Linked DNA regions of Homo sapiens: region 2 is linked to region 1. Evidence: read pairs that join two places in POLR2A ChIA-PET (ENCODE). Cell type or tissue: CD4-positive, alpha-beta T cell. All regions are shown on one strand. Links, peaks and the distances in the headings refer to the core of each region. The heading gives the core; the rest is flanking DNA.

The links. ChIA-PET counts read pairs that join two places held together with the same protein. Peaks named below come from ENCODE experiments on the same cell type or tissue, not always from the same donor. Only the 100,000 strongest peaks of a DNase experiment are listed, where the experiment ranks them.
Region 2: POLR2A ChIA-PET joins it to region 1 with 5 read pairs; 1 of 35 experiments calls an interaction of 5 or more read pairs at or near these places.

Annotation. Positions count from the first base shown.
Region 1 is chr17:78,659,900-78,675,535 of GRCh38, forward strand. CYTH1 (cytohesin 1) reads right to left here. Exons shown (of 14, transcript NM_004762.6): 14 at 14,149-15,636. Among named protein-coding and RNA genes, the nearest start is that of SCAT1, 36 kb to the left of the region's middle. RefSeq lists enhancers at 6,383-6,994, 6,995-7,605, 7,606-8,216, 8,217-8,826, 15,160-15,636. In CD4-positive, alpha-beta T cell, for the core only: no CTCF peak of the experiment used is centred there; a DNase peak (open chromatin) is centred at 6,182; H3K4me3 peaks cover 781 bases; H3K27ac peaks cover 1,392 bases.
Region 2 is chr17:78,857,551-78,873,186 of GRCh38, forward strand. It overlaps TIMP2 (TIMP metallopeptidase inhibitor 2), which reads right to left. Exons shown (of 5, transcript NM_003255.5): 3 at 13,348-13,456; 4 at 1-96. It overlaps LOC124904068 (a long non-coding RNA gene), which reads left to right and starts at 4,675. Exons shown (of 2, transcript XR_007065924.1): 1 at 4,675-4,877; 2 at 10,424-10,680. RefSeq lists silencers at 3,548-3,748, 6,403-6,603 and an enhancer at 4,757-5,051. In CD4-positive, alpha-beta T cell, for the core only: CTCF peaks have their summits at 8,388 (motif pointing right) and 8,588; DNase peaks (open chromatin) are centred at 8,381 and 9,331.

The sequences.
Region 1 (15,636 bases), core at 3,939-7,938:
GGCACATCTTACCTGGCAGCAGGCAAGAAAGAATGAGAATCAAGCTAACAGGGTTTCCCCTTATAAAACCATCAGATCTCGTGAGACTTATTCACTACCACGAGAACAGTATGGGGGAAACTGCCCCCACGATTCAATTATCTCCCACTGGGTCCTCCCACAACATGAGGGAATTATGGGAGCTATAATTCAAGATGAGATTTGGGTGGGGACACAGCTAAACCATATCAGTGGTGATGTTACTGAGGGCGGCCAGACAGGCCAATGACCAGAGCACAGGACACAGCTACAGGGTTTGGCCATTCTGAGGAGGAGCAGCACAAACAAGAGAAACAGCCCAGACCCTGTCCACTGCACACTTTGGCCAGTGAGCGCGCCTCGATTTCCAGACTATGAAAACATCTGTCGGCTGGGCACGGTGGCTCACGCCTGTAATTCCAGCACTTTGGGAAGCCGAGGCAGGCGGATCACAAGGTGAGGAGATCGAGACCATCCTGGCTAACACAATGAAACCCTGTCTCTACTAAAAATACAAACCAAAAAAAAAATTTAGCCAGGTGTGGTGGTGTGCACTTGTAGTCCCAACTACTCGGGAGGCTGAGGCAGGAGAATTGCTTGAACCCAGGAGGTGAAGGTTGCAGTGAGCCGAGATCGTGCCACTGCACTCCAGCCTGGGCAACAGAGCGAGACTTCATCTAAAAAAAAAAAAAAAAGAAAGAAAAAGAAAACATCTGTCTCTGAGAAGCATCATAGTTTACTTAATCTAAAGAAATAGCATATGAGCACCCAGTACGTAGCAGTGAGCCAGTGAATCATAAGCACGATTTCTTTTTTATTTTTTTGAGACCAAGTCTCGCTCTGTCACCCAGGCTGGAGTGCAGTGGTGTGATCTCGGCTCACTGCAACCTCCACCTCCCGGATTCACACCATTCTCCTGCCTCAGCCTCCTGAGTAGCTGGGACTACAGGTGCCCACCACCACGCCCGGCTAATTTTTTGTATTTTTTAGTAGAGACGGGGTTTCACTGTGTTAGCCAGGACGGTCTCCATCTCCTGACCTTGTGATCCGCCCACCTCGGCCTCCCAAAGTGCTGGGATTACAGGCGTGAGCCACCGCGCCCGGCCCATAAGCACGATTTCTTATATGAAATACCAGAGAAATGAGGGGTGCCAAGCACAGAGTGGTGGCCACATGGCCATTCGCCCGATGGATACTTAAGGATCACAGTGGTGATGAAAATGAGAGCGTGAAGGGTGAGTTCAGGATCTGTGTGTAACAGAAGAAACACCACACTGCCTTCAGTGTGGTGAGATTGTGAACAAAGGTGGTGCAGGGATGCCAGGACCCGCCAGCCGTGTAAGGAGAGGTGCTGCAGCTGCCTAAACCCCAGTCGGGAGGGGAGTTTAGTGAGCCGTCTGGTGGAGAGAAGTGGGTCCAGAGTTAGAAGACAGCAGTGACGCTGCCCAAAGCAGGCTCCTTCTTTCTCTCTTTCCTCTTCCAGCTTCAGATCACCTCCACCCTTTAAGAGTTAGAACCGCTTTAAGAGTTAGAACAACCATCCTGACAGCCTGTGAACACACCTGAACCACATTCTCTTCGGTGCAGGAAACAGGTTCTGATAAATGATTCACATGATTCTGCCTGGCATGAAGCAGCCTGCGGTTTATTCCCATGCATCGTTTATTCAGCAGACACACCCCGAGGGCCCACAACATGCCGAGCATTGTTTAGGAGCTGGGAACACAGAGACGAACTGAAGAGACAAAATCCCGTTTCCCACAGAGCTGACCATCTAGTTAGTGTCACGGTTGAAGGGACCATATCACCCTGTCCTTCATGAATGCAGATGCAAAATATCCTTAACAAAATATTAACAAATCGAATCCAAAAATACACTTAAAAAATCATGACCAAGTGGGCTCTATCTCAGGAATGCAAAGTTGATTTACCACGAAAAAAAAAAGCCACTTGATTCGCCATGCTAATGCACTAAACAGAAAAATCATGAATATTTGCATCTGTGCAGAAAAGCCATGTGACAACACTCAGTCCTGATTAAAACTCTCAGAAAACTAGGACAATAGCAGGTGGAGCATCTCCAACCTGATAAAGTACATCCCTGAAAAACCTACAGCTGGGGCCGGGCGCGGTGGCTCACGCCTGTAATCCCAGCACTTTGGGAGGCCAAGGTGGGCAGATCACGAGGTCAGGAGATCGAGACCATCCCGACTAACATGGTGAAACCCTGTCTGTACTAAAAATACAAAAATTAGCCGGGCGTGGTGGCTGGCACCTGTAGTACCAGCTACGCGGGAGGCTGAGGCAGGGGAATGGCATGAACCCTGGAGGCGGAGTTTGCAGTGACCCGAGATCACGCCACTGCACTCCAGCCTGGGCGACAGAGCGAGACTCTGTCTCTAAAAAAACAAAAAAACCTACAGGTGGCATCAAACTTAAAGATGAAGAACTGAATGCTTTCCCCTAAGATCAAGAGCAAGACAAAGAACTCATCCTCACCATCTCTATTCAGTATTGCACTAGAAGTCCTAGTCAGTAGAATAAGGAAAGAAAAATAAATAAAGGCATACATAAGAAAGTAAAAGGAAAGGAAGAAATAAAACTGGCTTTACTTGCAGACAATATGATCGTCTATGTAGAAAATCGCAAGAAATATGCAAAAAAGCGATTAGAACTAATAAATGAATTTAACAAGGTTGCAAGATATAAAATCAATTAAAAATCAATCAAAAAATCAATCATATATGTATATACTAGTAACAAACAAATAGCTATTAAACTTTTAAAGTAATGGTATTTATAGGCTGGGCGCAGTGGCTTATGCCTGTAATCCCAGCACTTTGGGAGGCCGAGGCAGGCGGATCACTTGAGGTCAGGAGTTTGAGACAAGCCTGGCCAACATGGTGAAACCCCGTCTCTACTAAAAATACAAAAATTAGCCAGGCATGGTGGCAGGTATCTGTAATCCCATCTGAGGCAGGAGAATCGCTTGAACCCGGGAGGTGGAGGTTGCAATGAGCCGAGATTGCACCACTGCACTCTAGCCTGGGTGGCAGAGCAAGATTCTGTCTCGAAAAAAAAAAAAAAAAAAAAAAAAGTAAAAGTATTTATAATTTATAATAGCATCGAAATGGATGAGAAACTTAGGGACAAATTTAACAAAATATGTGCAAGACCTATAAGGTAAAAACTGTAAAACATTACTGAGGGAAATTAAAGAAGACCTAAATAAACGAAGAAATAAGCCCTGTTTATGTATGCATCAGAAGCTGCAATATTGTTAGATGTCAGTTCTCCCATGATTGATCTAGAGATTTAATGTATTCCCAATCAAAATTCCATCAAGCATTTTATGGAAATTGATAAGTTGACTTTAAATTTATATGAAAATGAAAAAGACTTAAAATGGGCAAAATGATTTTGAAAAATTGGAGGACTTTTTACTATCTCTGACTGCCAAACTTGCTATAAAGCTACAACAATCAAGGCAATATGGTATTGGCATAAGTATAGACAGAGATGGATGAAACAGAGCAGAGGGTCCATACAGCCAGTATGGAGAAAGGCATGGAGGTTCCTCAAAAAACTAAAAATACAGCTACCATATGATCCAGCAATCCCACTGCTGAGTCTGTACCCCAAAGAAAGGAAATCAGTAGATCAAAGAGATACCTGCCCTTACATGTTGGTTGCAGCTCTGTCCACAATAGCCAAAATTTGGAAGCAATCTAAGTGTCCATCAACAGATGAATGGATAAAGAAAATTTGCAGATTTTCTGGGTCTTTCTTCTAGATATGGTGAGAACTTTGCTCCTTCTAGCTTTCTGTATCCTAAGTGGAAGCCAGAACACATATTCTATTTATTTTTTAAAATTAGAAGGAGGCTGGGTGCGGTGGCCCACGCCTGTAATCCCAGCACTTTGGGAGGCCAAGGCAGGCGGATCACCTGAAGTCAGGAGTTCGAGACCAGCCTGGTCAACATGGCGAAACCCCGTCTCTACTAAAAATACAAAAATTAGCCAGGCGTGGTGGCAGATGCCTGTAATCCCAGCTACTCGGGAGGCTGAGGCAGGAGAATCGCTTGAACCCGGGAGGCAGAGGTTGCAGTGCACTGGTATTTCAGGAAGGTGCCCCCTCAAGTCTCCATGGTATCCCTTGGGCCCTGAACAGGGGGCTAATTTGTCTGCACCTTGAGTGAGGCCAATGGGCTCGGGCTGTGATGTGTGATGTCTGCTGTCACCGACGGTGCCCAGCACAATGTGAGAACTTAGTGGTCTCCACCCCTTTTCCTGTGACCGAAAGGGTGCACCAGATGCTATGGAGCAGACACACACAAGTTACCCTTGAACAAGGCAGCGTGCAGAGTTCAGAAACCAGTAGCACAAGCATGGGGCGGGGGCGCTGCTCTAAGACATCATCAGCATGAATGGGCGAATACCTGACAGGTGTGAGTGGATTCGGTTCGGTGTGAGTTAATAGCATTGCGTCACACAAGCACCTGAACAAAGCTGATGACATCGGGGGGCTCTCGGGTGAAGGAAGCTGGGGTCCCGGTTTTAGGGGAATTCCTCCTCCAGGAGCCCTCCTGGCGTCTCTCTTTGCCACCCAGCCCCAGCTTAGGATGGAGGGCCCTAGGCTGGGTTCCTAAGGCCCCGGGTGATTCCCTGAGGCGGCCATCATCCACATACATGCACGCTTGTCTGCCTGTGGACGGTGTAAAGCCCCTCGAACCCTCCCACGGGCCGTCCTTATCTCTGTACCCACGGGGCTGGTGTGCACTAGAGCAGTGTTCCACCAATAAATGAGAAGGCGCTTTGAAGAATGAGCAGGCGCTCACCTGGCTGGGAGAGGGGTGGGCGAGACCCATGGCTGGGAATGAGCAGGGCTAAGGCAGCAGCATTCCAGGTCCCCTCAGTCCCATGGCTGGAGCAGGGCTGTCGGGGGAGGCTGCAGGAGATGGAATGGGGAGGCCAAAAGGGACTCCAGCCTGGGAGGTGCAGTCTCCCCCTCTAAGGAGTTTGGGGCTACCCCATTGTCAGGAAGGTGTTTTGAGGGGTTTCCAGGAGGTGGCTGGTGGGACACAATCACATTATCTGAGCCCTGAAAAGACCAGGCAACACCATGGGAAACTGGCTGGAGGGAAACCAGTGTGGAGCCTACTGTGGTCCCGGGGCGGGAGACCAGATCCTCTCTGGGTGTTCGTGGCTGTCCGTGGTGTCCAAGGCACCAGGGACAAGGCTACGCAAGGGGCACCTCTAGCTCATGGCGGATAGTTCCGACGCTGCAGCCGTCAGACGTGTTAAATCACACAGGGCATGAACCGGGAAACATGAAATCCACCCTCAGCTTCAATTGCTCCAATAATTATTTGTTAGCTCAGAAGTTCAAGACATTTGGAACAGGTCCAACAATGATGTCAACTTAGTTCCCATCTCTGAATCTGTGGTGGAGAAACCTGGACACTGGAAACAGGGTGGGTTTGGGGATCCGGCTGACCTGGGGCCCAATTCTGACTTCCCTGTTTCTGCGAGCCCCTGGATACGTACGTTTCTAAATGTCTCTGAACCTCGGTTTTCCTGTCTTTATCATTCGTGCATTCATTCATGACATTGTCATTTATTCAACAAATACGTACTGAGCACCTACTATCTATCAGGCACCGTTCCAAGTACAGGGAATATAGGTGTGAAAAAAAGCTCCTGCCCTCACTGATTTTACATCCTGGGACAGGGAGACAGAGGAATAAGTCATGAGGTGCCACTGGGCAGGGAAGGGGCTGGGGAGAGCTGCGGGCGGCTGTGATCGTGGTAGCAATGAGCCCTAGCAGCACTGCTTTCATCTCGGGGCTGCTATGAGGACTGAGTTAGAGAATGGGTGTTAGAAGAGGGCTGGCACCTGCCGGGGCCCAGCATCTCATCCTGCACCAGCCTGGTGGGAAGGCTTGATTCCCTTCAAGTATCAACAGCCATGGAAGCTAAATCTCGACCAGACCTCGCAAGGAGATTTAAAAGGAGAAAAGAAAAAAGGCATCATTCTGAATAATTATTCCTCAAAGCCGTCCCTGTGGCGTGCTGATAACCTATCGGGTCACATGTGGCAGTTTACTTTAAAGGCAAAGGGGTTTCCAAATGAACCTGCCCGGGCGGGGAAGCTCTTGTGGTTCCTGGCGGCATCCTGTCCCTCAGTAGAGAATCTTATCACGACTTCCTCAGGCTGTTGACATTCTGATTAGTGTGCAGTCCACAGACATCAAAAAGGACAAGGATGGATTCTGAAACCAGGAAGTTTTACTGACTGTCTTGCTCACAGACATTTTAGCCTGTATGTTGTCATCTGCAGTCAGTGACTGTAACCTCTGTATTGTACCGTCCAGTGAAAAGGACAGCTCCAATGTGAGGAGTCCCCCTCTACACTCTCCTCTAAAAGGCTTCCAGCTTGGAGCAGGCCCCAGGACACGCCCACCTTTGTTGGCATGTCTGCCGGGGTTCATCCTCACTTCCGGTTTCCAGTAAACCAGATCACAGTATTTCTGCCTCAGCTACTCTCTGCCTATGGGGTAACCCTGCTCTGCCAGAGCAGTCAAAAAAGAAAAAACATTGGGAAAAAAAAAAGGAAGAATATTATTTCTGCCTCAACAGTCTTGATTTCGGTCAGCAGGAGGCTGCGGTGGGATAGCTGGGAGCACATTTGGGGTGGTGTCAAGTGTCACCATGGAGGGGAGGTTGAGCTTGATCCTCTAGATGTGACACTGGCCGCTGGTCTGGGAGTGAGGGTGGAGAGACAGGCTGGTGCCTTGATTAGCGCCAGCAGCTCGCTGCTGCACTCAGGCCGGAGCTGCCAGAGACAGCCCTCAAGGACTCATTGTTGGTTGAGCAACGCAGAGAGTATGTGTGGCCCCAGGGCAGCCGGGCCCCAGGGCCAGGTTACTTAGGGGTGTATGTCTGCTGCCTGAACCCTGAAGGCCAGGTGGTTAGCCCAGGCCATGTTGCCCAGCTGTATTCATTCCTTTTCACTCTGCTGGTAAAAACATACCTGAGGCTGGGCATTTACAAAAGAAAGAGGTTTAATTGGACTCACAGTTCCACGTGGCTGGAGAGGCCTCACCTTCATGGCAGAAGGCAAGGAGGAGCAAGTCACACCTTACGTGGATGGCGGCAGGCAAAGAGAGAGCTTGCGCAGGGAAACTCCCATTTTTTAAAACCATCAGATCTGGTGAGACCCATTCATTATCATGAGAATAGCACGGGGAAGACCCGTCCCCACACTTCAGTCATTTCCCACCGGGTCCCTTCCACAACACGTGGGAATTATGGGAGCTACAAGATGCGTTTGGGTGTGGACACAGAGCACAGCCAAGAGCAGGTGTCCCTGAGAACCCAAACATCCTGGGGAGGCCCCGAGCACTGGGGCTCCCTGCCCCACCCAGGGCAGGACGTGAGCAGGACCTTTTGACATGGAGGCAGAGAAACACTTCCCAAGAACCTCAGAGGGTGGGCTTGGGAGGGGTGGCCAAAGCTCCTCCCCCCAGGCCACCGCTTCATGCGTGGAGTTTGTATCCTGCAGCTTTGCCAAATCCACTTATTACCTCCCCGTTTTTTTGTGTGTGTGTAGAATCTTTAGGGTTTTACATATATATATGTGTGTGTGGGGGGTGTGTGTGTGGGGGTGTGTGTGTGTATATATGTGTGTGTGTGTGTGTGTGTGTGTGTGTGTGTGTATATGTAAAATCATGGCATGGCAAACAGAGATCATTTTACTTTTTCCTTTCCAACTTGGAGACCTTCTTTTTCTTGCCTAATTGCCCTGGCTAGAACATCCAGGACCATGTTGAGGAGAAGTGGCAAAAGCAGGCATCCTTGTCTTGATCCTGATCTTAGAGGAAAAGCTTCCAATCTCTCTCCGTTGAGTATGAGGTTGGCTGTGGTGTTTTCATAGATGGCCTTGTACTGTGACAGGTCCTCCACCAGGTTACTTAAGGGCATATGTCTGCTGCCTGAACCCTGAAGGCCACATGGTGAGTCCACGCCACGGTGCCCAGCCAAGGAGTAGGTGTCCCTGAGAACCCACACAGCCCAGAGAGGATCTGAGAACCCGCCAAGGAAAAGTCCCATGGCACACACACACAGTAGGCAAAGAGCCAGAAAATCAGCGTAAAAGCAGCCTAGAGATGGGGGCGGCGTGGATCTCTCGAGCTGTCCTGCTGCTGTCCGGCAGTGCCCTGTGTGCGGGTCCCCATCAACTCTGCTACTCACCAGGCTGGACTTGCCCCAGTCCTTCTTTGGGGCCTGGGAAGGAGGGGACGATACTGTCTCAAGTGTGTCCCGCAGTAGGCCTTGCTTGTGTTGAAAGGGTTCCTTCTGCGCCTGCCCCGTTGGGTGTATTTCCTGGTGGAGTTTCATTTCGTCCAATGCTTTTCCTGCATCGATGGAGATGATCACCCCGTTTTCTCCTTCATTCTGTTAACGGTGTAGATCACACTGGTAGATGTTTGTGGGTTTGTGGCAGGCCAGGCTCACTAACGCAGGCCTCCATAACAACTGTTTCAGCACTGACCACGTGGTGAAGTTAAATATTAAAAGCCGGCCGGGCACGGTGGCTCACGCCTGTAATCCTAGCACTTAGAAGGCCGAGGCGGGCGGTTCACGAGGTCAAGAGATCGAGACCACCCTGGCCAACATGCTGAAACCCCGTCTGTACTAAAAATACAAAAATTAGCTGGGCATGGTGCCACGTACCTGTATTCCCAGCTACTTGGGAGGCTGAGGCAGGAGAATCACTTGAACCCGGGAGGTGGAGGTTGCAGTGAGCCAAGATCATGCCACTGCGCTCCAGCCTGGCGACAGAGTGAGACTCCATCTCAAAAAAAATTAAAACAAAAATAAAAGCTGAGAGAGCTGGCCCCCTTATACAAAGGCTGGGATGTAACAAAAGCCTGCCAAGAGTTTTGCCCAGGCCTTTCCTGGGCCTTAAAGCATGAAAAATAACAAAGGAATTCTTAACATGACCCGTTTAGGACTAAACAAGTTTTACTGAGGCCATGAACCACAAGCCCTTCCCCAGGTGGACCATTGGGAAGCCACATGTGACCAGTAGGTGGTCACTCATCTTTCTGCAGAGCTCCCAATGTGACCAGCCAGCTCCCCACCTGCCGGCCATTATAAGAGTCATCCTCTTCTTGACACCTCCAGAAGAGAACCTGGATTTCCAGCCCAAGTCTGTCCTTGTCGGCTGCCCAGGCCCAACACTTAGGACTCATCCTGATTTCTCCTTCTCCCTCCATTTCTACCTCCAAGTTCTGCTGCCCCTCCCTCGAAGGCACATCATGAATTTTTAATTGTCCCCTACACCTCTCTCACGGTTGTCCCAGTACAATCCCCATCACCCCCAACTGAGTCATGTCACAGCCTCGTGCTGGCACTGTCCTCCCCCAACAATTCTCCCTCCAGCAGCCAGAGTCCCTCTCCAGCCCCCAAGCTCCACGCCACCTCAGACGTCCCCTACCATGGCCCTGGTCCCGCTCCATCTGGCCCCTGCTGACCTCTCCTCTGCATCCCCTGCCACCCCAGGCCTTAGCCAGCCCATCCCAGCAATTCCTTCAGGATCCCTCCACCCCACCACTAGCTACCCTACTCTAAGCGGCGCCCCGGGCCCTTGCCTGGTGGCCTCCTCTTCAGCTCAGCAACCTCTTCTCAGTGGGGCCTTCCCTCATCAGCCCGTTCAAGTTACCTCCTCCGCTTGCTCTTTCCAATAGCCGCCCACCTGTTTGCTCCTGGGGTTAGCCCCCCACACCCCGGGATCACTTCACTCAATTTTCTCATGTCTGCTCTACCCAGACTCTGAGCGCCAGACACGGGTTCTCACTGCTCCCAGTCTCCACCTTTGGCGGCCACAGCCTTTCTGCCGACCTAGCATCCATTCTCCACCCTCTGCTTGCCGGCGTCCGGCCCACGGTACCCCAACTGTGTCTGCAGGATGTGTGCCCAGCCCCAGTGAGGCATCAAATGGGCCTAAGCGGAGGATTGGCTGAGAGGTGGAGACGAGACCCAGGGTGATGCTGAAACGTAAGGACACGTCTGCAGGGAATCCGGGGAAAGACACTTCCTCCTTGATGAAGGGAGGCAAGCATGGGGGGCCCTGGCTGCCCCTCGCTCCCTGCTCCTCCTTCTGAGTGCCACTGTGTGAGGATATGGTATCCCCTCCTTCTAACTGTGCCACGACCGGGTCAATATGAGTGTTCCAGGAGAGCGGAGGAGGAGGAAAGCTCCGGGTTACATCCCAGGGCAGCCGAACAACCTGGAGCGCACATTTGGGACTTCCTGTTCTTATTTGTGTCCTCATGAGTCATGTCCCCACTAGGTGAGCTCTCTGTGACGTGCAGCCTCACGCGCACTGACAGGCATGAAGCCCAGCGCTGGGCGCATGGGACCTGCTCCATCAGGTTAGAAGCAGGGAACAAACGCCTCACGGCTCCTGCTCCCAACACAACCATGGAGACAGGCACGTCCGCATAAGCCATCCCAGAACCGAGTGGACTCACTGCTCAGGAGCACGAGGAGGCCCTTCAGCCTGGGGAAAAAGCTGGGCCAATCTGGACGGCGCAAGGCTTCGAAGAATGAGAAGGTTTTGCACAAACAGGCTGGCAGAGGAGATGGCAAAAGGAAGTCTCATGAGCAAAGCTATTAGCTATTAAACGGTGGCTGTGGAGCAAGAGCTTGGGACACAGGGCAGGGAGGGCGCAGTTAAGGATAGAAACAGCTAGAGATAAGGCGAACAGAGCCTGGTGGAGAAGGCCTTGAGCATCATGCAGATTCACGTTCTCTTCTGCAAGCAAAGGGACAGGTTCTGTTTGCTTGTTTTACTAAATGGAGGAATGACATGATCAGTAGATGAAAATTCCACAGCCGCATCAATCACGGAGTAGAAGATGGCAAAGCCTAGAGGTCCGCAGACCAGTGGGGAAGCCACCCCCGCGGGCCAGGCCTGTGATGAAGGTCTTGGGGCGGCGACAGTGGCTGGAGGAGCCACTCCAGAGGTCCACAGGGAGGGCTTGGGAATGCCTGGGTGTAGGGAGAGAGGGGGAGACACATGAGAAAGGGCTCCAAGCCTACACAGGCTCTCTGAGGGTGGCAGCAGAGTCCCCAGGACAAGGGGCAGTCTTGGGGCTATCAGCTGTGGACAGGCTGAGCTGGGGAGGCCCGGCAGCCACTCTGGTGGAGACGTCCCACAAGCAGTCAGAGGTGGAAAGGGGAGCCTGGAACGGGCCGGAATTGCACAGGCACACATAGGGGCCCACAGCGGGTAGCAGCAGGGTCAGTCGCGGGACTGATTATCTGTCAAGGAAGAGGGCTTAGGAACACTGGGGGCTAGAATCCTGGGGGATGTCCAGCAGCTGGCGGGTGGGCAGAGAGGAGAGGCCAGGGAAAGAACGCACAGGGAGCTGTCAGAGAGGTAGGAGAGCCCAGGTAGACTAATCCACCAGAGCCAAGAGGAGAGAGGAGGGGGACCCCTGGCTGAGGAGTGAACGAAAGTGAGGACATAGATGCAACGAGGAACTGTCGGAGTCCCTGTTAGCAATGCAAAATGTTTGTTCCCTGGTGTCACAAGGAAAAATTAGCATTCAGACAAAAAGTTCTCTCAGCGAGGCAATTTTTACTTTCTGCAGAAAGGGTGTCCCTTGCAGATGGAACAATGGGGAGGGCACACACAGAATAAAGAGACGCCAGAATATCCATTCTATATGCATGAGGCCTCTATTGCTGTGTCCTGTCTCCATTGGCTGGAGCCGGACCTCACAATCTAAATTAAAACCCGATTGGCTAATAATTTATTCTCAAATAAGGAAGGAGCATAGGCTGTGAGCTGGAACATGCCTATGAGCACGTGAGCACAGATATCTTGGTTAAGGTACAAGGACATGGAATGTACTACGTGCCTTGAGCATGTCTAACAGCTACCTAGGATAGGGCTTAACAAAGAGTTATTAGCACAAAGCAAGGAGGCTTGAAGGAAGTTAGTCTTTAAAAGAAACTATTATTTCTAACACTTATGATTTATTCTTTAATAAGAAGGGAAACTTTGAAGAGGAAACTTTTTACTTTCTACAGTCCTGCAACCACACAAACAACTGCAGAGAAAGGCAGCAGCAGCAGGCCTCCTAACAGCCAAGAGGCGGAAGCAACCCAAACGCCCATAGATGAATGAATAACAACGTGGTCTCCATACGATGAATGTTATCTGGGCATAAAGGGGAATGAGGCTCTGACACACGCTACAGGGATGAGTCGTGTAAACGTAACGCTAAGTGAAAGAAGCCAAACGCGAAGGCCCATGTAGTGTATGATTCCATTTGTATGAAATGCCCAGAAGAGGCAAGTGCATAGACAGAACCATTAGGACTGCCCGGGACCAGGGGAAGAGGAGGAGAGGCTGCTGATGAGTAGACAGGGTGTGCTTTGGGGTGATGAACTGTTCTCAAATGGATTTTATTGGCGTTTTAATAACTTCGTGGATGTATTACTATTGCAGGATTTTTCCTTAGTTCAGCTAAACACCTCTTAAAGGTCCTACCTTTTCATACTGTAACAATGGCAGTTACATTTCAACATGAGTTTTGGAGGGAACAGATATTCACACTGTAGCTTTCTGCCACTGGTTCCCCCACACTCGCCAGTCTCAGTACAAAACGCATTCATTCCATCCCGACTGCCCCAAAAGTCCTAACTTGCTCCAGCACCAATTCAAAAGTCCAAAGTCCAGAGTCTCCTCTAGATCAGATATGAGTGAGACTCAAGGAACAATTCATCCTGAGGCAAATCCCCTCCAGCTGAGAGCCTCGAAATTTAACAAGTTATGCACTTCCAAAATACACTGGGGGACAGGCATGAGATAGACATTCCCATTCCAAAAGGGAAAAAAGGGCAAGAAGGAAAGAATAACCAATCCCAAGTAAGTCTGAAACCCAATAGGGCAGACATTAAATCTTAAGACTCCAGAATGATCTCTGACTCATCTTAATGTGATCCCCCAAGGCCAGGAGCAGCCCCACCCTGTGCTGGGTTCTGCCCATGCCGCAGCTGTCACAGGATGGCATCTAGTGCCTACATACAGCTCTCCCGGCTGGGGCGGCAAGCTGGTGGTCCCACAGTTCTGGAGCCTTGGGAGTGGCCCCGTTCCCATGGCTCAGCTAGGCATTATGAAGTCATGTTACCAGCCAATAAATGTAATCTCTCTTCTTTCCTATCTGGATGCCTTTCATTTCTTGCCTAATTGCCCTGACTAGAACCTCCAGTACAATGCTGAATAGAAGTGGTAAGAGTGGACATCTCTGTCTTGTTCCTGAGCTTAGGGAGTTTTCAAATGAGATGGGCGTTTCTGTGGTTTGAGGGAAAGAAATTAATGGGGAAAGAAACTGGGGATATGTATAAGACAAAGGATAATTGACAGAGATGGATCCAGGGGAGACAGGAAAAAAGCAGGCCACTTCTTCTGGCGATGGGAGGGAACAAAAACAACTCTGACTGATGTGGAAAGGTAGGAATGCTGCCCTTCACACCTAATGGTCGTCTCTTCTCAGTAAAGTGGGGCAGTCACCTGGGGAATGGTCAGGGTAGACTGGGGGCTTGAAGCAAGGAGGAAACATCAGGCATGACTGCTGCTGTGTGGAAGAACGCGGACCAGCCCGTGGAGATGGACCCACAGAAGGGGCCAGCCTGGTGCTTTGCTGTCTCTCTGTTCGGTGCTGGTTCACCAAGCGCCTTCCCCTGCTTCTGGGTTCTAGCCCACCTGAGACTTTTCCCTGTTTATTCCCTGGCATTATGAAGTCATCTCTGGAAACTGAAATCATACTAAAAATGTATTATATTGACTGAAGGCATATTTCTTGATCTTAATTTAAAACTGATGTTTCACGTTTCTTCTAAAAAAGTGGGGGCGGTGCAAAGACTAAGTTACTTATCTTTTCTGACTCTGCTCTTCTTAACAGAAGACAGAACCCTCCTCCCACTTTCAAGGTGTTACAACTGAACTCAAGGTGCAGCTGGAGTAACACCCTCCTGCACAAGTGTCCGGTCAGCACCCCTTTCCCACCTCGAGGGCCCCGCCTGAGCCCAGAGACACCGCGAACAACAAAGATGGCTTGGGCAGAGTTGGAGTTTATTTGCTGCAGTTCCTTGGCGCTAGTTTACAAGGCAAAAACAAACAAACAAAAACAATTAGAATAATTATTTCTTAAAAACCCTGTCAACAACTTTCAGTCATTTCTTTATATTTTTGTATTTTGACAAAACTTCTTTTAAACAAATACAAAATAATCTAAAAGGAGAAAAACTATACATAGATTATTTACACCTCTGATAAATAGACTAATACTGACCCAGGTGCCTCTCTGTCTAGGAAACACTTGAGAACCAGGCCAGGGCCCGGGCCAGCTGGACAGGCTCCAGCACCGGCCCAAACACGCCCAGACCTCGGCAGGCACCACCTGGTTCTCCCACCCAGAAAGTTCAGGTTTCCAGCCTGGACCCTCTTCTGTCACCCTCACAAGCTCTGGCACAAAAGTGCCTAAAGCCATTCCCTCCAGGTAGGATCTACACAAAGTGGCGGGGAGGGAGGTGACAGACTGTCCCCCTCTATTCCTCCCACCACTCCTCTGCAAAAGCTATTTCCAGAGATGCTCGCCAACCCTAAAGGATCAGAGGAGCCGTGGCGACGCGGCCCTGTGAAAACCCGCAGCTCCTCCACCTGCCTCCTCAGGGCTGCGCCCTGCACCGCCCTGGTCCAGGGTCCTGTGGAGGGGCGGGGCGAGACGGCCAGACAGCCAGCCACCTGCTCTGCCTGGACTGGCATGCTGGCCCTGGCGGAGTGGCAGGAGCTGCCCTGAGAGTCCCTGAGAGAACGGCAGGAAAATGCTGCGTGTCACGGCTCCCTTCATACTGTAATGAGGAGGGGCAGGGCCAGCTCACACAGCGCCTGCAGGGGAAGACAGAGATGCGAGAGGCAGCCCGGCCACCCCCCTCACTCCAGTGCACCCCACGGAGCAGATAAAGGCCCATCTTCCCCTCTAGGGGGCCCACCACAAAATGCATCCAGAGTAGTCCAGTTAGGGCTGGTTTTGAGGCAGAAAAAGCTGAAGCCCTACGGGGATCGGGGAAGTCCTACTCCTTCCTCTAGAACGAGGACTGGAGTCTGGGGAAGAGGAAGAAAACCCAAAATGAAACAGGTTATCCGGAACCTCTGTCCCGATAACCTTCCTCACAGTTTTGGTTATTAGGTATTTAGCTCAAGGAAAATGCTGACTTTCTACTTTAAAGCCCAACAAGAACTTGGATTCTGAAGGAGGAAAATAACGTAAGCGTCCAGTCAGCTCTCTCCTCTCCTCGGCGCTCCGCAGGCACTTGGGATGGAAAAGCATCCGCGGGAGATGCCGGACTGCACGCTGCTGCCGACTGCGACCCCGGCCAGGGCAGGCCCCCGACTCTGACTGTGCCGTCTGAGGCTCCACTGGGCCTCTGCCCTCTGCGTCCTCGACCTCACCTGTCCATCTCGCCCAGACAAGCACCAGGCAGCGAGCTCCCACAGCACAGGAGAGGCAGGCCAGGCCCTGCCGCGGGCCCAGGCTGA
Region 2 (15,636 bases), core at 6,042-10,041, 200 kb after region 1:
GGTTCAGGCTCTTCTTCTGGGTGGTGCTCAGGGTGTCCCAGGGCACGATGAAGTCACAGAGGGTGATGTGCATCTTGCCGTCCCCCTCGGCCTTTCCTGCGGAGAGACGGGGATCACCGAGCTCAGGGAGAGGGAAAAGTCCTCCTCCTGCCCAGCTCCTCCACCCGGCGCAGGGGCGCTGGGATTTCGTTGCAACAATCCTGTGCACTGTCTATTCTGAGTTAAAACACAGTGGGTGGCCAGGCACGGTGGCTCACTCCTGTAATCCCAGCACTTTGGGAGGCTGAGGCGGGTGGATCTCTTGAGGCCAGGAGTTCAAGACCAGCCTGGCCAACGTGATGAAACCCCCTCTCTACTAAAATACAAAAAATTAGCCGGGTGTGGTGTCACACGCCTGTAATCCCAGCTACTTGGGAGGCTGAGGCAGGAGAATCGCTCTTGCACCCCAGAGGCGGAAGTTGCAGTGAGCCGAGATCGCGCCACTGAACTCCAGCCTGGGTGACACAGCAAGACTCCGTCTCAAAAAAATAAAAAGTGGAAAAAAAAAGAAAGCCATAATGCATGTTCACTGACAGAAACTTAAACATTGGAAACAAAGAAAAAACTTCCTGGCCAGGGGCGGTGGCTCATGCCTGTAATCCCAGCACTTTGGGAGGCCGCGGCAGGTGGATCACAAGGTCAGGAGATCGAGACCATCCTGGCTAACACGGTGAAACCCCCGTCTCTACTAAAAATACAAAAAATTAGCCAGGCGTGCTGGCGGGCACCTGTAGTCCCAGCTACTCAGGAGGCTGAGGTAGGAGAATGGCGTGAACCCGGGAGGCGGAGGTTGCAGTGAGCCGAGTTGGTGCCACTGCACTCCAGCCTGGGCCTGGGCGACAGAGCGAGACTCAGTCTAAAAAAAAAAAAGAAAAGAAAAAAATTCCCTACTTTCATTACCCACAGCTAATATTTTGATGTATTTCCTTCCAATATTCCACTATTGATTTTGAGACAGTCTTGCTCTGTCGCTCAGGCCAGAGTGCAATGGTATGATCATAGCTCACTGCAGCCTTGACCTCCCAAGCTCAAGCGATCCTCCCGTCTCAGTCTCCTGAATAGCTGGGACTATAGGTGTGAACCACTACACCCTGCTAATTTTTTATATTTTTTTTTGTAGAAACAGGGTCTTGCTATGTTACTCAGGCTGGTCTTAAACTTCTGCGCTCAAGCAATACCCCCACTTTGGCCTCCCAAAGTGTTAGGATTATAGGCATGAGCCACCACGCCTGGCCCCAATATTCTTTTAAATTAAATTTTATTCTAAAAAAAGGATAGAGACGATGTTTCACCATGTTGCCCAGGCTGGTCTTGAACTGAGCTTAAGTGATCCTCCCACCTTGACTTCCCAAAGTGCTGGGATTACAGGTGTGAGCCACTGCGCCCGGCCAATATTCTCTTCTATGTGCATCTTCACACATAAAACGTCATGCAGTATGTAGATTATATTGTTTCCTGTTTTGTTTTTCACAAAATATTAATTCACAGGTGCTTCTCCCATTTGAGTTTAAACTTATAATTCTGCATTTTTCCATTATGAAGAGCCAAAGCATGGAATTTTTGAAAATTAGGAATCTGCTCTGAATTCCCTTCATCAGGCATGATGAGCTGTGGCTTCTTTCTGTACTTCCGGCTCCTGACTCAGCTGCCTCCTTCCTTTGCTGAAGATACTACATTGGCAATAGCCTTGGCGTTTTACAAGCAGGAGGAAAAGAACAAAGCAGTGTGTTCCAGTGGCTGACAGAACCTAATGACAGCTATGGAAGTCATTTAAAAACTCATCCCTCAGGCCAGGTGCGATGGCTCATGCCTGTAATCCTAGCACTTTGGGAGGCTGAGGTGGGCGGATCACTTGAGGTCAGGAGTTCGAGACCAGCCTGGCCAACATGGCGAAACCCCGTCTCTACTAAAAATACAAAAAGAAATAGCCAGGCGTGGTGATGCATGCCTGTAATCCCAGCTACTCAGGAGACTGAGGCAGGAGGATCGCTTGAACCCGGGAGGTGGAGGTTGCAGTGAGCCGAGATTGCAAACTGCACTCCAGCCTGGGCGACAGAGACAGACTCCATCTCAAAAAAGAAAATAAATAAAAAATAAATAAAATAAAAACTAATCTTTCAGGCAGGGCATGGTGGCTCATGGCTGTAATCCCAGTACTTTGGGAGGCTGAGGTAGGGACATCACTCGAGGTCAGGCATTTGCGACTAGTCTGGCCAACATGGTGAAACCCCGTCTCTACTACACATACAAAAATTAGCTGGGCATGGTCGTGGGTACCTGTAATCCCAGCTACTCGGGAGGCTGAGGCAGGAGAATCGCTTGAACCCAGTGGGCAGAGGTTACAGCGAGAAGAGGTCATGCCACTACATTCCAGCCTCAGTGACAAGAGCAAAACTCCATCTCAAATAAATACATAAAATAAAAAAAATACAAAAAATTAGCCGGGTGTGGTGGCGGGTGCCTGTAGTCCCAGCTACTCAGGAGGCTGAGGCAGGAGAATCACTTGAACCCAGGAGGTGGAGGTTGCAGTGAGTCAAGATCAAGCCACTGCACTCCAGCCTGGGTGACAGAGTAAGACTCTGTCTTCAAAACAAAAAAAACAAAAACAAAAACAAAAAAAACCTCATCCCTCCTGCTACAACAGCCCCTTGTGAAGAGACACAGGTGTCAGTGATGAGCACCCACGCCTGGCAGAGACTGATGGGCAATTCCTTGAGAAGCAGACAGAGCCTCAGGCTGTGCCCTAAGCACTTTTGTTTGACAAAGTTTCAGCGCATCTGACTTAATGATCTCAGGCACAGCACCAGCCTCAGAGGATCCACTAATAGAAACACAGCCCAGCGAAGGACTAATGCAGCTCATCGACTGCACCCCTGTGCCATGGAAATGTGGATGGCTTGCCTGGGGCTCCAAGCAGACACAAGTGGCCTCCATTGTCCTGGGCACGGGGCACTCATTGTGCCAGCTCCCTGGGTTTGAATTCTTATGCTCGCACTTCCTGTTCTAGCTGTTCCTTTATCTTCGGGTCCTTTTCTCCGTTTAGACTTATGTGACATTCCAGGTGAGGAACAGGATGAGAAAGTAGAATTACTCCTGTAACATTTATTCCAAATCCTATAACTTCATAAGGTAAATGTTTGGGTGGCCTTAAACAATTCAAAACTAGCTGGGCATGGTGGCTCACACCTGTAATCCCAGCACTTTAGGAGGCCAGGGTGGGCAGATCACTTGAGGTCAGGAGTTCGAGACCAACCTGGCCAACACGGTGAAACCCCGTCTCTACTAAAAATATAAGAATTAGCTGGGGGTGGTGGTGCATGCCTGTAATCCCAGCTACTCAGGAGGCTGAGGCAGGAGAATCGCTTGAACCCGGGAGGTGGAAGTTACAAAGAGCCAAGATCGCGCCATTGCACTCCAGCCTGGGCAACAGAGCAAGACTCCGTCTCAAAAAAAAAAAAAATCAAAATTAGATATATAACTTTCCCCACTAGACCTATAGCTATTTTCTGTGAGTTCAGAATAGATCAGGAAGGAGCAAAACAGACAGATGGAAAGGAACCCATTCCTGTATCCTGGTTGATTCTGGCATTTGGCGCCCATACAGGTATACCGCAGCCCCTTCCCTGTCCAGCCTGGGCACCTGCCACTACAGACAGGCTGAAGCTCTATCCTGGCTTCCCAGCTTCTATGGTGATTTCCACTGTATGTATCACTTGACCAGCATTAACTCCCACTTTCTATTAGATTTGCCTTTCTTCTGCATCTCGCTCCTTAATCAGAGAGTACGTATAGAGAGTAAGGGCTGTGTCTTAACCCTTTTGTTTCCACAGTTCCCTGCACATAGTAATTGCTCAATAAGTTTACTGATGAGACACACCCGTGCTTGTTCTAATGATATGCTTCACATTCTGCCTTTTCCTGCCATCTTCTCTTTTGGCCTTTTACCACCAATTCTGGCTTCCTCAGGAGGTAAGCAATGGCAGGAAGAAGAGATGAAGTGAAAATTGTATTTTTTCTTTTTTTTTTTTTTGGAGACGGAGTCTTGCTCTGTCACCGAGGCTGGAGTGCAGCGGTGCCATCTCGACTCACTGGAACCTCTGCCTCCCAGGTTCAAGCATTCTCCTGCCTTAGCCTCCCAAAAAATTGGGATTACAGGTATGCGCCACCACCCATGGCTAATCTTTGTATTTTTTAGTAGAGACACGGTTTCACCATGTTGGCTGGGCTGGTCTTGAACTCCTGACTTCAAGTGATCCACTGCGCCCAGCCAAAAAATTGTATCTTTTCAATGGTCCTAGTTATTGGGCTAACATGAACGTGGCTGTCATGTATAAATGTGAAGAGAGGACCGCCTCTGGTCTGATTAAGACTTGGTTGGGTGTACACACCGTGAGCATCTGCAGCGATGTTCTACTTATGTCTGTCTCCGAGAAAAGCGAGGCATGAGTCTGGGTTACAGAAAACCGGGAATTAAAATTTGTAACGAAGGGTTGTATGTTTATTTTTCCTTTTGGAGAAGAGGAATGTAGAAGAAAATTACAGGGCCAACTCTGTATGAGTCTCCTGGTGCCCGACTCGACACGTGAGACTGAGTCATCGGTCCAGGAGGAGGTGGCCCGCTCAGGCCATGCGGTCACTCACTGGCCACAGCCAGCCAGAGCTGAGTGGTTCACTGTGCCCTGTGATTTCTGGTTAGCCCCTGGATAAAGGGTCTATCCTGACTCGAGGCAAACTGGATCTAGGTTCCTGCCTCGGGAAATAAATGCCAGATTCAATGTGGAGTCATCTGACCAAGGCTGGGAAAGAAGTCAGATGAGAGAGGTTCCTCTCGCCATGAGGTGAGTCAGCCACTGTGGCCATTAACAGCTTCACCCCTGCTCCCCCTCCCAGGGAGAGGAGGATGAAGTAATGCAGCCTCATTGGTGGAGAAGATACACAGCCAGCTGGCCACTGGGCAGGTCTCACAATCTTTGTTGATTTTTAGAAACAGGAAGTCCATGTGCAGATTTGTTACATGGGTATATTGTGTGTCCCTGAGGTTTGGCATATGAACGGATCCATCGCCCAGGTAGTGGGCATAGCGCCCAATAGGTAGAATTTTTTCAGCCCTTATCCTGCTTCCTCCCTCCCACCTCCTTGTATTCCCCAGTGTCTCTTGTTCACATTTTTATGACCATGTGTACCCAATGTTTAGCTCCCACTTTTAAGTGAGAACATGTGGTATTTGGTTTTCTGTTTTTGCACTAGTTCCCTTAGGATAATGGTTTCCAGCTGCACTCATGTGGCTGCAAAGGACATGATTTCCCTCCTTTTCACGGCTGCGTAGTATTCCGTAGTATATATACACCACATTTCTTTATCCAAGTCACCATTGATGAGCACTTGGGTTGATTCTGTGTCTTTGCTATTGCAGATAGTGCGGTAATGAACATACGGGCGCAGTGCCGTTGAACGATTTATTTTCCTTTGGGTATACACCCAGCAGTGGGATTGCTGGGTCAAATGCTAGTTGCTTTCTCAGTTCTTTGAGAAATCTACAAAGTGTGCCCCACAGTGGGTGAACTCGTTTACATTCCCACCAACAGCGCATAAGCGTTCCTAAGCGTTCCCTTTACTCCATAGCCTTGCCAACATTGGTTTATTTTTATTTTTTATTTATTTTTTTTGGGTGGGGGGACAGTCTTGCTCTGTCGCCCAGGCTAGAGTGCAGTGGCACAATCTTGGCTCACTGCAACTTCCGCCTCCCGGGTTCAAGTGATTCTCCTGCCCCAGCCTCCCAAGTAGCTGGGACTGCAGGCGCCCGCCACCATGCCTGGCTAATTTTTTGTATTTTTAGTAGAGACGGGATTTCACTGTGTTAGCCAGGATGGTCTCAATCTCCTGACCTCATGATCCACTCGCCTCAGCCTCTCAAAGTGCTGGGATCACAGGCGTCAGCCACTGCGCTGGGCTGTTTTTAACTTTTTAACTAAAGCTCTTCAAAATCTTTCAATGTCAGCTTTCTACCGAGGATCCCGCCACAGGTCCAGGGAGCAATGCCCTTTCAGCAGAGCCTTCACGCTCATTCTGCTACAGGCTACCCTAGCCCTCCTTAGACCTTCAGTATGACTCTCTGTATCGACTCACCAGCTTTTCATGCAGTGCTGTGCTGCGTGTATGGGTCACTGTCATCTCCAGTGTAAGACATAAAATTATCAGCTACCCTTGAGTGGGGCCTGACCAAGATAACCAGCATCTCTGTGATCATCATTTCTGGTCTCCTACTCCCACTTTCATCCTCTCAACAACCCCTCGTGGGGCAGATACTACTGTCATCATCCCCCATGTACGGATCGGCATGGGAGGCACAGACAGGTAAAGTTACTTGGCCAAGGACATTAACGAGTCAGGTGTCAGAGCACACATTCGAACTCGAGCAGGTGTTTTCAGAGCCTTCACTCGGGCATCTCATTGTATTTCTTCACATCTTTTCATGACACTTAGTCGTTATCTTTTTCTCTTCTAAAACAGAGACAGGGTCCCGCCCTGCCACCTGGGCTAGAGTGCAGTGGTGCAGTCCTAGCTCACTGCAGCCTCAAATGCCTGAGCTCAAGAGATCTTCCTGCCTCAGCCTCCCAAGTAGCTAGGACTACAGGTGCACATGACCACACCCAGCTCATCTCTTCTTTCCTTCCTTCCTTCCTTCTTCTTCCCTCCCTCCTTTCTTCCCTGCCTCTCTCCCTCTCTCCCTGACTCCCTTCACTCCCTCCCTCCTTCCCTTCCTCCCTTCCTCCATGCCTCCCTCCCCCTTCCTCCCTCCCTTCCTTCCTTCCTTCCTTCCTCCCTTCCTGTTTTGTAGAGATAGGGTCTTGCTATATCGTCCAGGCTGATCTTGAACTCCTAACCTGAAGCCATCCTCCTGCCTCAGCCTCCCAAAATGCTAGGATTACAGGTGTGAGCCACTATGGTCAGCCCATTTCCTTATTTTCTTTATGCAATAAACTGTTTGCACTTGGCACCTTTAGTTCTGTGTCCTCATCAAAACCTCGTGCCTCCTCCTTGAGATACTAAGTAGTATCTGAGTTAAAAAGTTAATGGAAATGTTAACAATTTGAAAACATATATAGAATTCAACTTAGAAGAGTATTACATATTTTGGAAACTTTAAAATGTATGCACATAAAAAGAAATAAAATCTACCAGCCGGGTGCAGTGGTTCAAGCCTGTAATCTCAGCACTTTGGGAAGCCAAGGCAGGCGGATCACCTGAGGTCAGGAGTTCAAGACCAGCCTGACCAACATGATGAAACCCCGTCTCTACTAAAAAAATACAAAAATTAGCTGGGCGTGGTGGTGCATGCCTGTAACCTCAGCTACTCAGGAGGCTGAGGCAGGAAAATTGCTTGAACCTGGGGGGCGGAAGTTGCAGTGAGCCAAGATCGCGCCACTGCACTCCAGCCTGGGCTTTGTTGCCTCCGTCTCATAAATAAATAAAATAAAATAAAATCTGACCCATGCTACAACATGGATGAACTTGAGGACATTATGCTAAGTGCAATGCTTCAGCTATGGAAGGAGGTATGACTCTACCTGTACGAGGTGTCTAGAATGGGCAAATTCATGGAGACGAAGTAGAAAGGTGGTTGTCAGGGGCTGGGCAAACAGAGGAACAGGGAATTATTGGTTAATGGGGAGAGAGTTTCAGTTTGGGATGATGAAAAACTTCTAGAAATAGATAGTGATAGTTACACAACACTGTGAATGTACTTAATGCCGCCCAGGTGCGGTGGCTCACACCTGTAATCCCAGCACTTTGGGAGGCCGAGGTGGGCGGATCACCTGAGGTCAGGAGTTCGAGACCAGCCTGGCCAACACAGAGAAATCCCGTCTCTACTAAAAATACAAAATTAGCCAGGCGTGGTGGCACATGCCTGTAATCCCTGCTACTCGGAAGGCTGAGGCAGGAGAATCACTTGAACCCGGGAGGCAGAGGTTGTGGTGAGTTGAGACCACGCCATTGCACTCCAGCCTGGGCAACAAGACAGAAACTCTGTCTCAAAAAAAAAAAAAAAAAATTAGCTGGGCGTGGTGTTGGGCACCTGTAATCCCAGCTACTTGGGAGGCTGAGGCAGGAGAACTGCTTGAACCCGGGAGGCAGAGATTGCAGTGACCCGAGATTGTGCCACTGCACTCCAGCCTGGGCAACAGAGAGAGACTCCATCTCGAACAAAAACAAAAACAAACAGAGAGCTTCAGCATGGGCGAGGATTCAGCTGGGTATGTTTGGACACCGGTGCTGGCTCAGACCAAGGTCACTTTTGCACCCAAGAGTCCTTCCGCAGCGCTGCAGTTTGGCCAGAAAGCCCCTAGAGGGCAGTGTGACGAAACTGAGCTGGGACGGCTGGGACTTACTTTAAAGGCTGTTCCCTGTGGATAGGAACAAACAGGATGCAGAAAACTGGAAGTAAGTTCCCTGCACCACGGGGGATTCTGTCTCCTTTCTTGTCTCTCCAGATTTTATTTTTCTGATGACAAACGTAATAAATGCCATAATTTTAAAGGTTTAATACAGGAAAGAACTGAAAAGGAGACACAGCAGATGCTGACACGCTGGGAAATTTCCTCCCGTGCTCTGTTCTGTGCACAGCTGCAGCAGCCCCCGAATGCCACACTGCAGACCATGCCTCTGCCACGCGCCACCGTGCGTGCTGTGCGGCCACCCCAGCTCTCCTGCCTCCTCTGTGTTTTTTTTGAGGGCATTAGTTAGCTGGTAAGATCTTTGCACCACAGGTGGTTTTTGTCCCTCTACCCTTCTCCATTTGATTTTTTTTTTCTTATTGTAAAAATCATAGATAATACTGGGCGTGTAAAATGGTGCAGCTGCTTTGGAAAACGGTCTGCCAGCTCCTCAAATGGTTAAACCTAAAGTCACCCAACCCCTCCCCACCCCCGACCCCACCAATTCCACTGCCAGGGATACACCCAGGAAAAATGAGAACAGGTCCCTGCAAAATCTCACACACCAATGTTCATTGCAGTATTTGTCACAATGGCCAAACGGTGGCAACAACCCAAATGCACATCAAATGATGACCGGATAAACAAAACGTGGTCTATCCATACAGTGGAATACTCAGTCATAGAAAGGAATGAAATTCTGATACACACTGTAACATGGATGACCCTTGGAAACACGAAAGAAGCCGGTTACACAGGGTCACACGTATGATTCCGTTCCCAGGAAAGCCCAGCATAGAGAAATCTATAGAGACGGGAAGTATACCAGTGGCTGCTTAGGGCTGGGGGAGGGGGAGGGGAGTCAGGAGGGTAATAGCTCAAGAATACAGGATTTCTTTTTGACTGTAGTGATGGTTGCAGAACTCTGTGACATACTAAAACCACTGAATTGTAGGCCGGGCGCGGTGGCTCACGCCTGTAATCCCAGCACTTTGGAAGGCCTAGGCGGGCAGATCACCTGAAGTCAGGAGTTCAAGACCAGCCTGGCCAACATGGTGAAACCCCGTATCTACTAAAAATACAAAAATTAGCCAGGTATGGGGGCACACATCTGTAATCCCAGCTACTTGGGTGGCTGAGGCACGAGAATTGCCCAGGAGGCAGAGGTTGCTGTGAGCCAAGATCACACCACTGCATTCCAGCCTGGGCAACAGAGGGAGACTCTGTCTTGGAATGAGAATAAGAAAAGTGCTCATAATAAAACATTTTAGGAAGTCCAGAAATGCATCTTAAAAGGGGGGGAAGTCTCCTATTATCCCCAAGGAGAGGGATAGAAGTCTTGATGACCGAGATACCCAGCAAAGCAGGAGCTGTGAGCATGTTAAGGAAGGGAGGGAAGATCTTACCCAAGGGGAGATAACAGGAGTCTTCCCTGCCCAACTCACAGCCCTGCATCTTCCTCCCTGCAATGACCTCCTCCCCATCCATAGGCAAGGACACCACCTTCTTCCAGCAGCAAGTCTGTCTAGACCCTTGGACCTGTGAGAGTCTCTCTTCCTTTTGTACCTTCTTTTTTTTTTTTTTTTTTTGAGATGGAGTCTCACTCTGTCGCCCAGACTGGAGTGCAGTGGCACGATCTCGGCTCACTACAAGTTCCGCCTCCCGGGTTCACGCCATTCTCCTGCCTCAGCCTCTTGAGTAGCTGGGACTACAGGCGCCCGCCACCACGCCCGGCTAATTTTTTTTTTGTATTTTCAGTGGAAACGGGGTTTCACTGTGTTAGCCAGGATGGTCTCAATCTCCTGACCTCATGATCTGCCCGTCTCGGCCTCCCAAAGTGCTAGGATTACAGGCGTGAGCCACCTCGCCCGGCCCCTTTTGCACCTTCTAAGCATTCACTTACTATTCACAATTCTCCACAAGCAAAATCTATTTTCTTTCTTTTCCAGTCTCCCCATTCGGAACATCTGTGTGCTCCATGATGACCAGAGCCAAGGATCTCACCGTGGGAATCTCCCATTGTCTCTAACACGGGGCTGGGCACCTAACAGGTGCTCACTAAGCACACATTGATTTTTAGAAGGGAAAAAAGTACATGTCACCTAAACCAGAAGAAAATCCCCCAATCATGGATATTTGGATTTGGAGTATATGTTTATGATTACAGTTGCCTTTTGGAACAAACTATAGTACCAGGCTAGGGGAATTGTCTTGTCTCTTCTTTCTTTTCTCTTTTTTTTTTGTGAGATGGGGTCTTGCTCAGTCACCCAGGCTGGAGTACAGTGGCGTGATCTCAGCTTGCTGCAATCTCTGCCTCCTGGGTTCAAATGATTCTCATGCCTCAGCCTCCTGAGTAGCTGGGACTACAGGCACTTGCCACCACGCCCAGCTAATTTTTGTATTTTTAGTACAGACAGGGTTTTACCATGTTGGCAAGGCTGGTCTTGAACTCCTGACCTCAAGCAATCCGCCCGCCTCAGCCTCCTACATTGCTGGGATTACAGCCATGAGCCACTGCACCAGGCCTTGTCTATTCTTTTTTTCTTAAGTTTGTGATCAGATTCCTACTTCCCCAGGGAGGAGGGGAATAATGTTCCTTAACTGGCTGAGTCAGTGCCATGCTAGACTGCGGCTGCCGGCCACATGTGGCTGTTTACATTTATACTAAAATTACTTGAAATGAAATAAAATTTAAAATGCAGCTCCTCGGCTGCACTAGCCATATCTCGGGTGCTCATGAGCCACAAGGCTGGGGGCTGCTGGACTGGATGGTGCAGAGACCGCTTCCATCACTGCAGAAAGCTCTTTGAGCCCAGTGGTTCTCAAGCAGGGGCAATCTACCCCACCTCCCCTGGGCACATGTGGCAATGTCCAGAGACCCCGCGACTGGAGCGGGTGCTGTGGCATGTAGAGGGTGGGGGCCAGGGATGCAGCTGAATATCCTATAATGCATAAGGTAGGCCCCCACAACAAAGAATGGTCCATCCCCAAATGTTAATAGTGCTGAGATTGAGAATCCTGTCCTGGCCTCCTGTGGTTCAGCCTAGCTGGGCAAGCAGAGGAGGCCGTAGAAGGAAGTAAGGGAAAATAATTTTACTTAGGAATAAAAATATAGGCTGGGCACAGTGGCTCACGCCTATAATCCCAGTACTTTGGGAGGCTGAGGCAGGAGGATTGCTTGAGCCTCGGAGTTCAAGACCAGCCTGGGCAACATGGTGAGACTTCTTTACCAAAAAATAAAAAAATTAGCTGGGTGTGGTGGCACACACCTGTAGTTGATCTCAGCACTTTGGGAGGCTGAGGCGAGAGGATCACTTGACCCCAGGAGATCGAGGTTGCAGTGAGTCATGATCGCACTCCAGCCTGGGAAACAGAGCAAGACTTTGTCTCAAAAAAAAAAAAAACAAACCAAAAAACTATAAACAAAGAGATGCAACAATAAACAAAATGTGCTACATTCATACAATGAAATATTATTCATCCTTAAAAAGTAAGGACATTTTGGGCCGGGTGTGGTGGCTCACGCCTGTAATCCCAACACTTTGGGAGGCTGAGGTGGGCGGATCACCTGAGGTCAGAAGTTGGAGACCAGCCTGGTCAACGTGGTGAAACCCTGTCTGTACTAAAAATACAAAAAAAAATTAGCCAGGTGTGGTGGCGTGTGCCTATAATCCCAGCTACTTGAGAGGCTGAGGCAGGAGAATCGCTTGAACCTGGGAAGCGGAGGTTGCAGTGAGCCGAGATAGTGCCATTGCACCCCAGCCTGGGAAATAGAGCGAGACTCTGTCTCAAAAACAAAAAAAAGAGTAAGGAAATTCTGATGTATGCTGTAACGTGAACGAACCTTGAAAACATGATGCTACTGAAATAAGCCAGACAGAGAGGACAAACACTGCAGGGTTCCACCCATGTGAGGCCCCTGGAGTAGTCAAATCCACAGAGACAGAAAGTAAAATGGAGGTGGGCCAAGGCTGAGGAAGAGAGAAGGGGGAGTTAGTGTTTAACGGGGACGGAGTTTTGGTTTGGGAAGATGTGGAGACAGATGGTGGTGATGGTTGCACAATAGCGAATGTATCTAATGCCACTGAAGTGTACACTTGAAAATGGTTGGCCGGGCGCGGTGGCTCGCGCCTGTAATCCTGCCACTTTGGGAGGCCGAGGTGGGTGGATCACCTGAGGTCAGGAGTTCGAGACCAGCCTGACCAACACGGTAGAACCCCATCTCTACTAAAAATACAAAAATTAGCTGGGCGTGGTGGCGTGTGCCTGTAATCCCAACTACTCGGGAGGCTGAGGCAGGAGAATCGCTTGAACCCAGGAGGTGGAGGTTGCAGTAAGCCAAGATCGCACCACTGCACTCCAGCCTGGGCGACAGAGCGACACTCTGTCTCAAAAAAAAAGAAAGAAAGAAAGAAAGAAAGAAAGAAAATGGTTAATTAACATGGCTACATTTTGTTACGTATTATTTTACCACAATAAAAAAAGGAGACAGATGAATGAATAAGTCAAGCAGGTCTCGTGCATAGTATCCACAGATGTTACGCGAGCTTTTGGCCCTCCCGACGGCAGAAAGGGTTTCTCTGCCCTGCATGTCTCCAGCATCCCGCACTCGCCTCCCTTTTAGGAACAAAAGGCAAAAATGCTCCCTTTTTTTTGTCCACCAATCTCAAATTTCCCAGGAAATTGGCAGGTAGTGAACATTCACTAGCATTCTCTGACGGGAAGTGGCCGAGAGGGCTCCGTACCCTGCCTCACTGTTCCTCAGCTACTCCGCCTCCCCACCCCCCGAGCCTGGGAAACGAGCCCTGGACCGCGTCTAGGAACAGCCCCACTTCTGTGCCAGCCTCCGGCTGATGGCCCCACTCATACACACCTGCAATGAGATATTCCTTCTTTCCTCCAACGTCCAGCGAGACCCCACACACTGCCGAGGAGGGGGCCGTGTAGATAAACTCTATATCCTTCTCAGGCCCTTTGAACATCTGGAAAGACAAGGAGGAGGACATGTAAGCAGAGGGAGGCCACACAGTTGGTGAATTCCGTTCCCATCCAGAACACCCTGGGCGGCACAACCTGTAGCTGGGGTACAGCCAGCACCCAAGAGGACCAGGAAGTGCAAATACATGGGTTAGGAAAAGACCGTTCCAGCTGGGCTCAGGGCTCATGGCTGTAGTCCCAGCACTTTGGGAGGCTGAGGTGGGCAGGTCGCTTGAGGTCAGGAGTTTGAGACCAGCCTGGCCAACGTAGCAAAACCCTGTTTCTACTAAAAATACAAAAATTAGCTGAGCATGGTGGCAAGCGCCTGTAATCCCAGCTATGTGGGAGGCTGAGGCAGGAGAATCGCTTGAACCTGCGAGGTGGAGGTTGCAGTGAGCTGAGATGGCGCCACTGTACTCCTACCTGTATGACAGAGTAAGACTCCGTCAAAAAAAAAAAAAAAAAAAAAGAAAAGAAAAAGACTTCTTATAGCAAAGTGATTCTTTGGAGTCACTCAACTTTTAGTGTGGCAGATCACAGCAGGTGAGCACAAGACTCATCTGTGCCGGGCGAAGTGGCTCACACCAGTAATCCCAGCACTTTGGGAGGCCGAGGCAGGCAGATCACGAGGTCAGAAGATCGACACCATCCTGGCTAACATGGTGAAACCCTGTCTCTACTAAAAATACAGAAATTTAGCTGGGCGTGGTGGCGGGCGCCTGTAGTCCCAGCTACTCGGGAGGCTGAGGCAGGAGAATGGCGTGAACCCAGGAGGCGGAGCTTGCAGTGAGCCATGATCGTGCCACTGCGCTCCAGCCTGGGAGACAGCAAGACTCCATCTCAAAAAAAAAAAAAAAGACTGTCATCTGGAGCATGACATCCTCAGACAACACCTCTGTTCCCTCACCCCCCACCCCAAAGAGGTCATTTCTGAATCTATGGGGAGGGGCTTTTGTACCTCCACGTGACTCTGGACCACCATGAAGGACCATGACTTTTGCATATTTCCAGGAATTTTTTATTTTTTTGAGATAGGGTCTCACTCTGTTGCTCAGGCTGGGGCTGCAACCTCAACTTCCCAGGCTCAAGTGATCCTCCCACCTCAGCCTCCCGAGTAGCTGGGACTATAGGCGCATGCCACCATGCTTGGCTTTTTTTTTTTTTTAATTAGCAGAGACGAGGTCTCGCTCTATTACCCAGGCTGGTCTCAAACTCCTGAGCTCAAGCAATCCTCCTGCCTCGGCCTCCCAAAGTTCTGGGATTACAGGCATAAGTCACTCCACCCAACCTATATTTCCAGGAATTTTGGTCAAATATTGTCTACTTGATGGCAATGAGAGCAGAGAGGCACCTCAGGAATTAGGACATAACTCCATGGGCCAGAAGAGTTTGCTTTCTCAACATGTGATTTACTCACAGCCTTTCAGGAACGCACCTGCTGCCCAGGTGAAGAATGGCATTTTCTCAGCACTCAGGGAGGCTGTTTTTTTCCCCCCGAAGAGTTTCAATAAGCAAACCCAAATGGAATGGAAGCATGCCTGATGTCATGACAAATGGCTTGAGAGTGACACTCCAGCTTGTACCAGGAAAGGTTATGTTGATGCTGTACTAAATGACATCATTTGCCAAAAGGCTAAAAGCATTTCCTGGGCACTGGCACTGGCCTTTTCACGACCCCTTTATGAGGTCGTAAGAGCAGATCCTCTTTCCTGCTTCGTAAAGAAAGAGACTCAGGCACTGAGAGACTAGGTCATCCCCTTAAACTGACATACATGTGATGATGAAGCATTCCACTGACCTTCTGATAACATTGATTTTCAGCTACTTTTTTTTTTTTCTTTTTTTGAGATGGAGTTTCGCTCTTGTCGCACAGGCTGGAATGCAGTGGTGCAATCTCAGCTCACGGCAACCTCTGCCTCCCAGGTTTAAGTGTTCTCCTGCCTCAGCCTCCCAAGTAGCTGGGATCACAGGCACTCGCCACCACGCCCAGCTAATTTTTGTATTTTTAGTAGATACATGGGGTTTCTCCATGTTGGCCAGGCTGGTCTTGAACTCCTGACTTCAGGTGATCCACTCACCTGGGACTATACTCATGAGACACTGTGCCTGGTTTACTTTTTATTTTTAATGACAAAATTAAATATCGATGACTACAACTACCACCATATCACACGGCTGTCCCTCC